3 separate regions of the Homo sapiens genome follow, and regions 1 and 3 are each linked to region 2. A link is a contact called in ENCODE Hi-C or POLR2A ChIA-PET data. All regions are on one chromosome and are shown on one strand. Each heading gives the region's core, a stretch centred on a gene start or an enhancer-like site at or near the end of the contact. The rest is flanking DNA. Distances are from core to core; before and after follow the strand shown. Region 1 overlaps SCFD2 (sec1 family domain containing 2). Region 2 has its middle 71 kb from the start of USP46. Region 3 overlaps SCFD2 (sec1 family domain containing 2).

What was found. Hi-C counts contacts between places; a loop is a spot of excess contacts on that map. ChIA-PET counts read pairs that join two places held with the same protein, here RNA polymerase II (POLR2A). Pooled maps may share reads with other maps.
Region 1: a map of cardiac septum shows a loop between it and region 2 (2.4-fold over the local background). The contact joins two enhancer-like sites. A Hi-C loop is called at or near these places in 1 of 168 maps with a recorded cell type or tissue (cardiac septum). POLR2A ChIA-PET finds 5 or more read pairs at or near these places in 1 of 52 experiments (H1).
Region 3: a loop to region 2 is called in a map of Caco-2, with 4 times the contacts of the local background. The contact joins two enhancer-like sites. A Hi-C loop is called at or near these places in 1 of 168 maps with a recorded cell type or tissue (Caco-2) and 4 of 50 pooled maps.

Annotation. Positions count from the first base shown.
Region 1 is chr4:52,955,003-52,959,092 of GRCh38, reverse strand. The region is part of intron 5 of SCFD2 (sec1 family domain containing 2); the gene reads left to right. Among named protein-coding and RNA genes, the nearest start is that of SCFD2-AS1, 30 kb to the right of the region's middle. Within about 2 kb of position 1,569, at least 3 of the 41 ENCODE cell types and tissues checked have a DNase peak (open chromatin) inside an H3K27ac peak, as active enhancers do.
Region 2 is chr4:52,586,750-52,590,527 of GRCh38, reverse strand. No RefSeq gene overlaps it. Among named protein-coding and RNA genes, the nearest start is that of USP46, 71 kb to the left of the region's middle. Within about 2 kb of position 1,592, at least 7 of the 41 ENCODE cell types and tissues checked have a DNase peak (open chromatin) inside an H3K27ac peak, as active enhancers do.
Region 3 is chr4:52,912,482-52,916,559 of GRCh38, reverse strand. The region is part of intron 6 of SCFD2 (sec1 family domain containing 2); the gene reads left to right. Among named protein-coding and RNA genes, the nearest start is that of SCFD2-AS1, 13 kb to the left of the region's middle. Within about 2 kb of position 2,464, at least 2 of the 41 ENCODE cell types and tissues checked have a DNase peak (open chromatin) inside an H3K27ac peak, as active enhancers do.

The DNA.
Region 1 (4,090 bases), core at 320-2,819, 370 kb before region 2:
GATTCAAATGCCAACGTGACCACCTCTGAACCATGAGGCACTCTGCAAATTACTTTTCCTCTCTAAGCCTTAGTTTCTTAATCAGTGAGGTAGGTGTAATAATACCAATTGTCAAGAGTTATTGGGAGGATTACACATGATAATACACATAAAGCACTCTGCATAATGCCTAATACATAATGAGTTCAGGTTAATATTTAAATGTGATTATCAGTGATTATCAGCTTATTGTTCTCATTTATGGTAAATTATCTCCATGTTTGAAACGTATTTACCTGTAGAGCTTTCCAAAAAGTGTAAGAGCCATTTGAGATGGAATGGCAAGGCATCTCTGGGGAACAGGAGAGGTGTACAGAGACACCTGTCCTCTGCTCTAGCCACACGTTTCCTCCCGTATTTCTGGCCATGGGTGGCTGATGTGGGACTCAACTACTCCCAAGTTAGAGTCGCTCCTCCGAGAGCTGTTCCTTTCTCCTTGTGCCTATGGTGGCTGTGAGATCTGTAGACATGGGGATGTTGGATCTGACGGTAAGCCGATGAACGTCACTTGTTGAGGGTGGGGGTGAAACCGTAATGAAAGGCCAGTCATGACAACATAAAAAATGTCACCATGTTATGGAATGTTACTGCTGAAAGGAACGTCAGAAAACATCTTGTCCGGCACTCTCCCTTCCTCCATTAATAAGTGAGGAAAGTACCTGATTTGAGACAGAGCTGGGATAAGAGCCCAGTTAATTCTTTCCTTCCCAGAAATAAACAAACACATGGAGCCTGCCTTATAGTATTAACAAAAGGGCCTCACAACTCAGTCAGATTTTAATATGTAAGCACAAGTTCATAACCTTGCAATAAAGACTGGAATCAAATGTTTACGCATGAGTGTATTTTCTAATTGGACTTAAAGTGTCTTTGTTTTTGCTTCCCACCTTGGGGAATAAGAATAACCCTGCTTAATCTAAAGGAACAATTTTGATACAATAAGAGAAAATGAACGTTTTTTCCTTTGTGTCTGACTATTTCTCCTGTACAAAGAACTTGTGTTCCAAGAAGTGCCTGGAGATGGCAGTTGGGATCATAATCACATTTACTGTTCAATTACACAAGGAGCCCGTATGTTAGGGTTAATGACACTCTCTTAAAAACAGCAACGACCAGCCCATTAATAAAGAGCAGCCCTTGCTGAGTCCCGCTTGAGGTGGTTAACTTAGATTTATATTAACAAATGAAAAATGTAAGTATAACCTCGGTCTGATGTAAACACATACCTCTATCAGCGTTAGTTTTTCATCTAAACCTGGGGTGCCTGGCCCAGCACTTAGAGCTACATGTTGAAGTCTTGCCTCTCTGGACAAAATCAAACAAGGGTTTAATCAAAGAAGTCAGGCACAAGGGGAGTACTTTTTCTGACATCTCCACGAGTAACCTCCCTCTCTTTTTCTCTGGTTGTGGGACCTGGTGTGCATCTGCCATTGTGAGGCCACAAAAGAGACAGGAACAAAGCCTTGTAAACGCACTTGGTGAGTGATGGCTATTGGAGCCGGTTAGTATGTTGGCCTCCGCCTTTGTGAGGGGTCACCCGGGATTTGTGAAAGTCCATAAACTGCCACGTCAGGAAGAACCACTGCTATTCGCAGCAACTGATAGCTGGCAGCAGCTGCCAACATTTTTTTTTAACTCAGGCCACATACCGCTCCTATCCCGCTGATTCTTTAAATGCTCCCCTCAGAGTGGCAGATGGTGACAGTTCTCCAGATGTTGCAGCTTTCATGTTCATCTGATGTTTATACAGTGTGCCAGGGTTATTTATTAAATAGAAGCACACACCCAGCACTTGCAGACCCAGGTGCATGCTTTGTAGACTGTCTGGCAGAACAGCTCTGCAGGGCTCAGGTGGAAATACTGCAACCAGACTGCGTTCTTTTTTTTTTCCAACCCTTATGTTTACAACCCCACTCCTTCTGCATGTCAGCAACATTTGCATTTGAAGCCCAGGGTGGTTTCTGGAATTGTGGGGTGTCTCTGATCCCCTTGCCCTCCTCTCTTGTGTGCCTTCAGCCTCCCAAGCCACATGAGTTCCCCAAAGCATTGAAGACCTGAGTTATGAAGGCATGTTTCATTCTGACCACAAATCGAATTTTGCCAGGATTTCAGCAACTCCAGCCCTGCTGTCTCATCCCTGTTTCTTTTCCCCTGCTGCTCACCCGGGGCAGCTCCCACCATACTGCAGAGGCTTGGGGGCCCAGGACTGGAAGATCCTTATCTGGTGGACATCTGTGCTGTTGCCTGCTGGGCACCCAGCCCTCCTTCTGAGAATCCTTCATGGGCAGCTACTCTTCCTCTTCCTCCACTTGATGTTAATGGGAACTGTCTTTTATAGTGCTTCACCTTTTTGCCCACAGGACTGGGCCATTTGGCTTTCTTGTCTAGGACTTTACTAACTGGAATGGAAGGAAGAGCATTCCTTCTTAATCATGAAGCTGGGAAGAGGTGCTCATGAGAGCAGCTGGCAGCCATGTTTTTATACTGCAAGGAAGGCACCAATCTGCAGGAGAATTAAACTGAGCCTTAGAGAGAAGAGACAAGAGACAGAAAGGGCCTGGTGGGTTCCAAGTCCTCGTTGCACTGTCCCAGGACCCTGGTGGCCACCTGCCCTTCCCTCAGCCTGGTTACTTGAGCCAGTACATTTTCCTCTTTTCCTTAAGATAATTTAAGCTGGATTTCTGTCACTTGCCATAAAAAGCCCTATCTAACATAGTCCCCTTGACCTCTGTCATGAAGCCACCTTGCTTTCCTCTGGTTCCTCAGCCACCGCTCCCCTTCCAGGCTCCAAGGGGAAGGAGGTTTGCCTTCTAAGTATGATGGGGAGGCAGGTAGGATGTAGGGGAGATGGCTGCTGCTCCAGGGATGACCATTCTGTGAGCTCCAGCAGTAGTCTTGGGCTTCTTCCAGATTTAGAGCTCTGGCTGTGGAGAAATTCATTCCAAGGCTCCTTGTGTTGCATCTCAGAGACCTCAAGCTGGGAGGGAGAGTGGGACCCCCATAGCTTTCTCTTCACCAACAAATCTGAAGTCCCACAGTGAAGCCTCCATGGTGTTGCTGACCACAGCAATAGGTATCTCAGCCTACTGTGGGACACCAGGTTAATGTAAGGGATTATCTTCTGTCCTTAGGAAGTATTCCCACAGCCAAGTAGCTGCCTTTCCTTCAATTAGAGCATGCTAACTTGGGCACGCAATGGATATTTTTCTCAGCCCCAAATCATTATTACTGACCACTGTCTTTGTCCCAAAGTCATCATGGAAAAGCTATTTTCTTTTATTTCTCTATGTATAAATACATTATTTTTTCTGTTCCACATTGCTGAGGTAGAATCTGCTGCTGGGGTCTTTTTATGAATGTCCTATCAGGTTGTGTTAACACAAAGCCAATTTTCAGAGGTATTTAAAGTAAGGCTAAGAGCAGAGGCTCTGGTGTTCAACTGCTTGGTTGGACTTCTAGATCTGTTACTTACCAGTGGTGTTCCCTGAAACAAATCACTTAACCCCTCTGTGCCTCAGTTCCCACGCATGAAAACTGACGCTAGGCACAGCACCTATTTTATAGAGCCATTGTGAGAAGTTAAATGTTATAGAAGACATGAAGGGCTTACCAGAGGGTCTACCACATTAGTACTCATTTAATAAATATTAGCAATAATAATCATTGTTTCACATGGAGGCTGTGAGATCTGTTTCTTATATTATAGTCTTTCTCTTTCTTCTGGGAAATGGGACTCAGCAAAATTAGTAGCAAGAAGACCAAAGGTGTGCTGGAAGAGAAAGATGCTGGGATGACCTCTTGCTCTTAGCACTGAACAGAAAACAGTTCTGAAAACCCACTGCCCTAAGCTCTCCTGTCCAATGCAAGCATAAAGGGAGCATCCTGGAACCCCAGCTGCCCACTGTGGACAGCTGAGCCCCTGTCTGCTCTCTATTTCCTCCTAAACAGGGCTGCCCTTGTGGGAGAGAGGACAAAGGTGAAGCTCGAAGGTGGGAGGAAAGTAGCCACCAGATGGAGTGAGGAAAGTCTCAAGAATGGGGTACTGTGTGGG
Region 2 (3,778 bases), core at 343-2,842:
AGATAAACAGAATAGGGGAAGAAGTCAAATATGCATTTATCTCAGGCTGGGCAGTGGGGATGGTTTGTACTCTCCTCTTGTCCCATACTTGGGGAGGCCACCTGGGGAGACATGGCCTCTTGTAGCTATCTGTTTAGGAACAAAAGGAAAGACAGTGTTCTGTGACCCAGCTTCCAAGCTTAACTTTTCCCTTTGGTATAGTGAGTTTGGGGTCCCAAGATGTTCTTTTCCTTTCACAGATGTATGACACTTCAGCAGAAGGGTGAAGGCTGTAGAAGGGAGAGAAAACCCTCTTCCTGTATGGCTATTGATTGACTTTGACTTTTAACTGATTATGTCATCTGAGGAGTCTGTGAAGGTTTATGAAGAATGAATTCACCATACAACCTCCCCTCAGATGGAAATGTGTACATAATGTAGAAGAATAAGGGGCTGTGAGTTTCGGGGGTAAGAGGAGGGGAATAAAGTTAAGACTCCTAATACTGCTTAGCTTCTAGCCTTGGGTCTTGCCGCAACGCCTGCCCAACACCTGTGTGTGTGTGCTTTGCAAGGTTAGCTGGGACTTAGGTAGACCCCACTTTGTCTGTCGCTGACAGGAAACCTACACATTCTCTGCTCTTTCTGCTGTTTCCCTGACCTCGCTCTCCCATGGAATTTTAGATTCAATTCAGTGGAGTTCAGGTTCCAGTGTGGGTTGATCACCAGCCGATGCAATCCCCCTAGCATATGGGAAAGCAAAGGATCAGGAGGCATGAGATCCTAGTTCAGTCCTGGCCTTTGCTTCCTGGTTTGCCTAAGTCAGATGTTGGACATAGTATTGGGGTAGGGTGCTGATGAGTGGTAGTTGGTGAAGGGGCCATTTTCCACACAAGTCCCCAAGGGAGACAGACCAATTGGCAAAACAATGGAAAGTATATAATCTTAGCTACTTAAATCATAAGTAGTTCTGGGATACTAGGCTCTACTGTTCTATTTATTCCCCACAACATTTCCTAACATTTCCTAGGCATGAAAGATGACGCTGAAGACATGAGAAAAACAAGCATCCCCTGACAGCCAGGGGCTAGCCTGAGACAGCCGCCCTCTGATGTTGTCAGGAGGCATCCTGGCGTTCATCACTGGGCTGTGGTGTTTCTTGTTCCACGTAAATCGCACAGAACACCACCCTCAGACAAGGTCATGCCGTGACTGTGATGAAGTTAGACAAAAAACAAGACCACTTAATAATTATCCCAGCATAGACAAACACAAGGTCACTATGTAAACCACGAAATCACAAACTCTTCATCCGAGTGCCTGCTGCCCTTCACCAGTTCCCATTTTAGCTTTGCTCTCATCTGTGCTACATGAGATTTACTACCATCTCAATCAGATAATCTCCCCCACTTCCTGACAACACCCAATCCAAAGCACACCCCTATTCGTGGAACACTCCCACGAATGACCTAAGCAAGGCCTCCATCCTCAAAGTTCTTCTGACAGCTGCTTACTGAGATGCCCCACAGTCCCCCAGTGTGTGGTCTCCCAATGCACTGAGCATTTGTTCAACCACAGTTGTTTTCCTAATGGTCTGGCTGGAAAGTGCTAGACTGAGAAGTCATTTCCTGAGGTCTGCTGTTCTCATGAGGGCAAGGGGGAAAGGAGCGTCATACACACAAACAGGATGGCTACTGGTGTGCTGGCACCTCATTGATCTGCAGCAACTCGTCCTGCCCACGGGGTTGGTGGTTTTGGCCCAGACACCAAAGAAGGCTTCTTACAAGTAACTGGAGAAATCTAGACTTCAGTTTTTCCTAACCTGTAAAACAAGGTCAAAGCAGTTTTGTAATAAATAGAAATGCTGGAAAGCATGTAGTGTGATGGTGGGCATGCCCTGGTACAACTGACATGCTTTGCTCATTGTTCATAGTTCCTGGCACCTCCACACCTCCCCTTAGAGTCCCTCAGGCTCAGGTTTGTCTGTGTCTCGAGCCCTTGCTTTCCTGAGGGATCAGAACCCCTATTTGAGGCAGGGCCTTAAACCGAGGAGATGCGGACTGAGCTCCCTCTGTATGGAGGGTTCAATCAATTTCAGGAATTCCAATTTGCTCCAGCAGAGAAGGTCCAAGTTCTGTCTGGATCCTGTTATGTGTGCTGAAGAGCTTTCCAGAGTCATAGGGCTGGGGTGGGGAGGGGTCATCCTGGTGTGGACAGGGCATGTGGCAGTAGAGACGACTGAAGATGCAGGGACAGGGTCCAGTGCCCTCTAGTGGGAAGGGCCCCCCAGACACCTCCTGATTGTCCTCAAAAGAGCTGCTGCACAAGTCTTGCTCTTACTTTGTTTGCATTACTTGTCTATGTGTTTTGTTTTTTTTTTAAAAAAACACTCCCAAATGTGACAACAGTGATCTTGAATCCAAACCAAGGCTGAAATTAAACAAGCCCTTACCTTTCTGCAAGACGGGGCAATGGAACAAGAGATCATGAAAAGAGAGAAGAAGACGGGCTCCATGAAGACAGTGTCCTGTCCCTCTCTGAAGCTGGTGCCTAGAAAGGGTTGTCGAGTTAAAACAAATGCGTGACAAGGGGGTGTGGGGCTAACATGGAGAAATCTAAGAAGAAGAGAGGTGATTCTTACTCCTATTTAGCTTTTTAATGTTACAAAGCAGGAAAGGAAGGGTCAACCTAAAATAAAGGAGTCAGGATCCAATTAAAAGAGTTTAAGTGCAAAGATTGAGGGTAGCTGTCCAGGCACACCCGGATACCAGAGAATGATTATTAGTGCTCTCGGTGTGGGGATAAGTGAAGATTATTTATATAGGCAAAAACAGGTGTAGAACAGAATCACAACATTCTCCATACAAAGGCTAACACAGAGCTATAGGATTTGATTGGCTACTATTGATTACACTCCAAAGGATTACTTAACATCCAATTGTAAAGAGGTGAAAATCATGAGGGTCTCCATCTCATTTAGCTTAGGTTTGCATAAAGATTAGGGAGTCTCGTTAATGTATAACATCTCAACACAAAGGTCAAGAAGCAACGGTCATTCACCAGAGAAGAAAAACAACTGTGACTCAGTTTCCAGGGCTTAACTTTTGCCCTTGGCATAATAAATAGGGAAGGTCCTGAAATTTTCTTTTCACGGAAGAACAAAGAAGAAGAAGAAAGGAAAGAAAATGGAATATTTGAGAAATCGATGTAAGGGTTTAAATAAAAGATCTGAAAGCCACTTTCTGATTTTCGGAGGTACAAGAAAAGAACCTCATGGCAAGCCAACTAAAGTGGCAAAGCATAATTTTAATCCTTATAGTCCTCCCCTACCTGAGAACAAATATCCTATTTTATTTCTGCTATTCAAGTTTTGGTTACAATTTTTTGTAAGTTTTGATTTTTGTAGGCAAAAACTGTGAGACCTCTCAAAAGTGATATGGGATAGGAACTCATTTACTGTTTTAGAATTTCTGGAAAATAGTTTTGCATTTTGAAGCTTTCCTGCTTTAATTTTGCTAGAGGCATTTATTTGTAATTATGTCAGCTGATCCCAGACTATAAGCTACATAATAGAACTTTAATTACATTAGGTACAGGATTTTTTTCTCTTCTCCATTTACATATATGGAGGAATGAAGTATTGGACAGAAAGTCGGCTGGGCATGGTGGCTCACGCTTGTAATCCCAGGACTTTGGGAGGCCAAGGCAGGCAGATCGCTTAAGCCCAGGAGTTTGAGACCAGCCTGGGCAACATGGTTAAACCTCCATCTCTACAAAAATTAGAAAAATTAGCCAGGCTTCC
Region 3 (4,078 bases), core at 1,215-3,714, 330 kb before region 2:
CTCTGTCGCAGAAGCTGGAGTGCAGTGGCGCAATCTCGGCTCACTGCAACCTCTGCCTCCCAGGTTCAAGCGATTCTCATGCCTCAGCCTCCCAAATAGCTGGGACTACAGGCGCGCGCCATCATGCCCAGCTACATTGTTTTTGTATTTTTAGTAGAGACAGGGTTTCGCCATGTTGGCGAGGCTGGTCTTGAACTCCTGACCTCAGGTGATCTGCCCACCTCGGCCTCCCAAAATGCTGGGATTACAGGCATGAGCTACTGCGCCCGGCCGCAGAAAGTCTTCTTACCCTTCCGTTTCTTACTGCAAATGCTCAGTTTAGTGAGAAGCTTAATCTCCCCACTAAATGCCACAGTGTCTGATGTGATGCCATTCCTCAACTGTGACACCAGGAGGATATTAGGCAGATGTCTCAGGGCAGGGAGCTTATACGGGGCTTTCAGACAAAATACTGTATGGCTCTCGCATGGCTTGCCTTGGCATGCATCTTGAAGAGCAGGGCTGAGCTGCAAAAAACCTTCCACAGACACATACTGTACTTTGTGCCTCTGGCATGTTGAACAAGAGCATTTTGAACCAGCAGTGCCTGAGGAGGCTTGATTCATCTTGTGCCCAGTGAAATGTGGCTCTCTGAACAGGCTTTAGGCCTGGCCTCTTTTGTCAACAGTGCCCAGCCCTGGCCTCCAGTTGTTCTTTTCCAAGTGCTAAGTTCTATTGCTCCTCCTGATTCTTTCTAACAGAACTGCTAGCATCTTTTCTGAAGGAATCAGCATGGGGTAGGACTAAATTGAGGGCCAGGAAACTTGGCTCTGTCCTGAGTCTACTTCTAATTGGCTGTGTGAACTCAAGCAAACATGTTAATGTGTTTGGGCTTCACCTTCCTCATATTGAATTGAAGGGGCTATACTCAAATTTTTAAAAACTAATCTGCTTCTGGATTGAAGCCTGGGTGGGTGGATGGATGGATGGATGGATGAACAGACAGACAAATGAACCATTTTTAAATCTACAAATAAATTGTTTCCTTTAAGAAGATGAAAGGAGAAAAAACAGTCATCTTATAGCAAAAAATAAAAATAAATGAGCCATGGATTAGTCAAAGCCATGAGCAATTTTGAACAGATGTTTTTCTGTGCTGTCTTGGGTTGAAACAAAATGAATACCCTCCCAGTAAGCCTGGTTTTTCTGAGAGGCTGGTTGTTCAGAGTCAATTTTGCAGAAAAGGGAGAAGCAGACATCTTCACTATCAGAACTGAGCCCCCAGCTATGCCAACAGTAACAGCAAAAACAAGGTCAGCAGCCCCAGCTGATGGAGATGTGACTGTGGCCACAACTGGGTTTTCTTGGAAACTGCTATCCTAAGTCATTTTTAAGGTGCACCAAATTCAAGATGTTGTAGTTACACTGGTTTCTCAAGATTGTATCTGACTTACTATATATTATGTCAGGAACTGCTGCTATACTCACTGCTTTTCCTGAAGAGCTAACATTCAAGTCAACAAAAGAATCTTCCAGACCCACCACACAGTATGTTCACCCCAAAAGAATAACCAGAGACATTGACACAGTATTTTAGTTATCATATTTTACTTAAATGTGGTATTTTTTTAAGGATTCATTTCTTGAAACTTCAGCTATTCCATGTGTATCAGCCATCAAGGGGTCTCTTTAAGCTCTACCAAGCTATCAGGCCAGCCTCATGAGGCTCTCATACAGGGCCACGATATGACCTTCATGGGCCCCTTTTTTTGTAAAAATAAAAAATAGTAAAAAGCATATGGTACAATTGCACTGGTGTAAAAATAAATATATCAATATTACATATGAAAACATCACTTTCACCTTAAAGTATTTTTTCTTCTGATTTAAAAAAATGTATTTTCATGGGCCCTCAAAAGGAATGTGGGCCCAAGGCACTGTATGTTTGTATCTAACAAATAAGTCAGCTCTGTGGTCATGGCTCCCACTTGACACAAGTGTGCCCGAGACAGGAAAGTAGCTCCCCATCAGGGGAGCATAAGGCATTTTTCTTCCTTGGAGTAGTCCCTATGACCATCCATGAAGCTTGAAGCAGTCCACGCAGCTACTGAGGAGCTACTTGGACTGGTTTCAAGGTGACAGCTCAGGAGTGAGAGAGCTAGATTCACATGGGATGAATACACCAGTCCCCTGGCTTAAAAACCTCATATCCTGTAGGAGCTAATTCCTCTGTAAGAACTCCACAGACATAGCTTCCAGCACTCCTCCAAGGGACAAGTCCAGTTATTATTCAAGAATCATTATACTCAGAGAAGCCCAAAGCTCTGGCTTTCTATCAAATTTTTATAGTTCTTTCAGTTTAATGCAGTTTACCAACCAGCGGTCATTTTTGTCATAAGCAATCTTGCCTGGCTGCATAGTTTGACATTCTTCCTTTATCAGGTTTCCAGGGAAACAGAGATAAAAAGTTAACCAAAGGTTAAATTCTTATGCAGAAGGGAAAAGGGTTTAATAATCTTTTACCTACAACCTGCAGCTTGCCAGTTGTTAAGGAAATATTTACATTAATGTTCCAATCAAAACTTAACAGTGTGTCTATGGCAGAGACCATCCTGTGTATTCCCAAAACTCCATTGCCTTTTCTTCTGTAGCAAACAGTTAGACTCCTTTTTCCAGGTTCCTTTGTAGAATTGTGACTAGTTATGGCCAATGAACTGCGGTGGAAGTGATACATATCACTTTAGGGCTGGACCCATAAAGTCTCTGGAAATCCTTCATACTCTCTCTCTCATTCATCATCTGCTGATGAGAGGTAAAGTCTTCAGTGTAGGATTCTAATGCTCTAGGGAATGGTGTAGCACAGTGGTGCCCACCTTTTTGTCACCAGGGACCTCTTTTGTGGAAGGCACCAGGCGGTGCAGGGTGGGGCGGTGTGGTTTCAGGATGATTCAAGCACATTGCATTTATTGTGCACTTTAATTTCTATTATTACATTGTGATATATAATGAAATAATTATATAACTCACCATAATATGGAATCAGTGGGAGAGGTAAGCTTGTTTTCCTGAAACTAGACAGTCCTGTCTACGGGTGATGGGAGACAGAGACAGTGACAGGCCATCAGACATTAGATTTTCATAAGGAGCATGCAACCTAGAACCCTCACATGCGCAGTTCACAATAGGGTTTGTGATCCTAGGAGAATCTAAAGCCATCACTGATCTGACAGGAGGCGGAACTCAGGCGGTAATGCAAGTGGTGGGAAGCAACTGTAAATACTGATGAAGCTTCACTCATTCACTCACTGCTCACCTCCTGCTGTGTGGCCCGGTTCCTAACAGGCCACGAACCAGTAGCGGTCCATGGCCTGGGGTTGGGGATCCCTGGTGTAGCAGGAACCTGGGTCCCTGAATGATTGGGCAGGGCACAGATCTCCTATTGCCAGCCCACATTGGATATCCAGAGATATAAGGAATAAATAAATGACCAGCAAGAAAAGGAAAGAACAAATTTTTCTGAGTTTTTAATTCCTCTCCCAATCTCCCAAAAAGGTGAACTGGCAGAGAGTGTTTGATTAGGAAAACTAAATTACTATGGTTTACCCTCTTAATATGGAGACAAACTATATGGCTAATCTCTCCTCTGGCCCTTCCTAGCATGCGAGAGAATCTTTGAGTAGGGCACCAGAGAAATCACATCTGTCTCCACTATCACCACCTTCTACAGGGTCCTTTGCTGAGAAGTGAGTCATTCCTGGCTGAGTAGAAAATTTCATGCAAGTCAGAGGGTTCCCATCTAAGAAGTCATTGCCAAGCAGTTCATTCTAACCAGATTTCAGTGACATGATTTAGGGCACAAAATGGTCCAAACTAAGAGGCTGAGAGACAGAAACCAAAGGTTCTCCTCATTAAAACTTAACTGGAAATTTTTTTTATTAAGAAGGCACAAGTACTGTTTCGTGCCTGAGAAAGTCTTTACCAAATTGTGCTCTCTGAATACACAATGTAATCCAGTTGTTCTGTACTTAGTTCTTTCAGTAGAAAATTTAGAGGGTTTTTTTTTTCCCCATATTCCCATTCAAGTAGGAAAACCTATCAA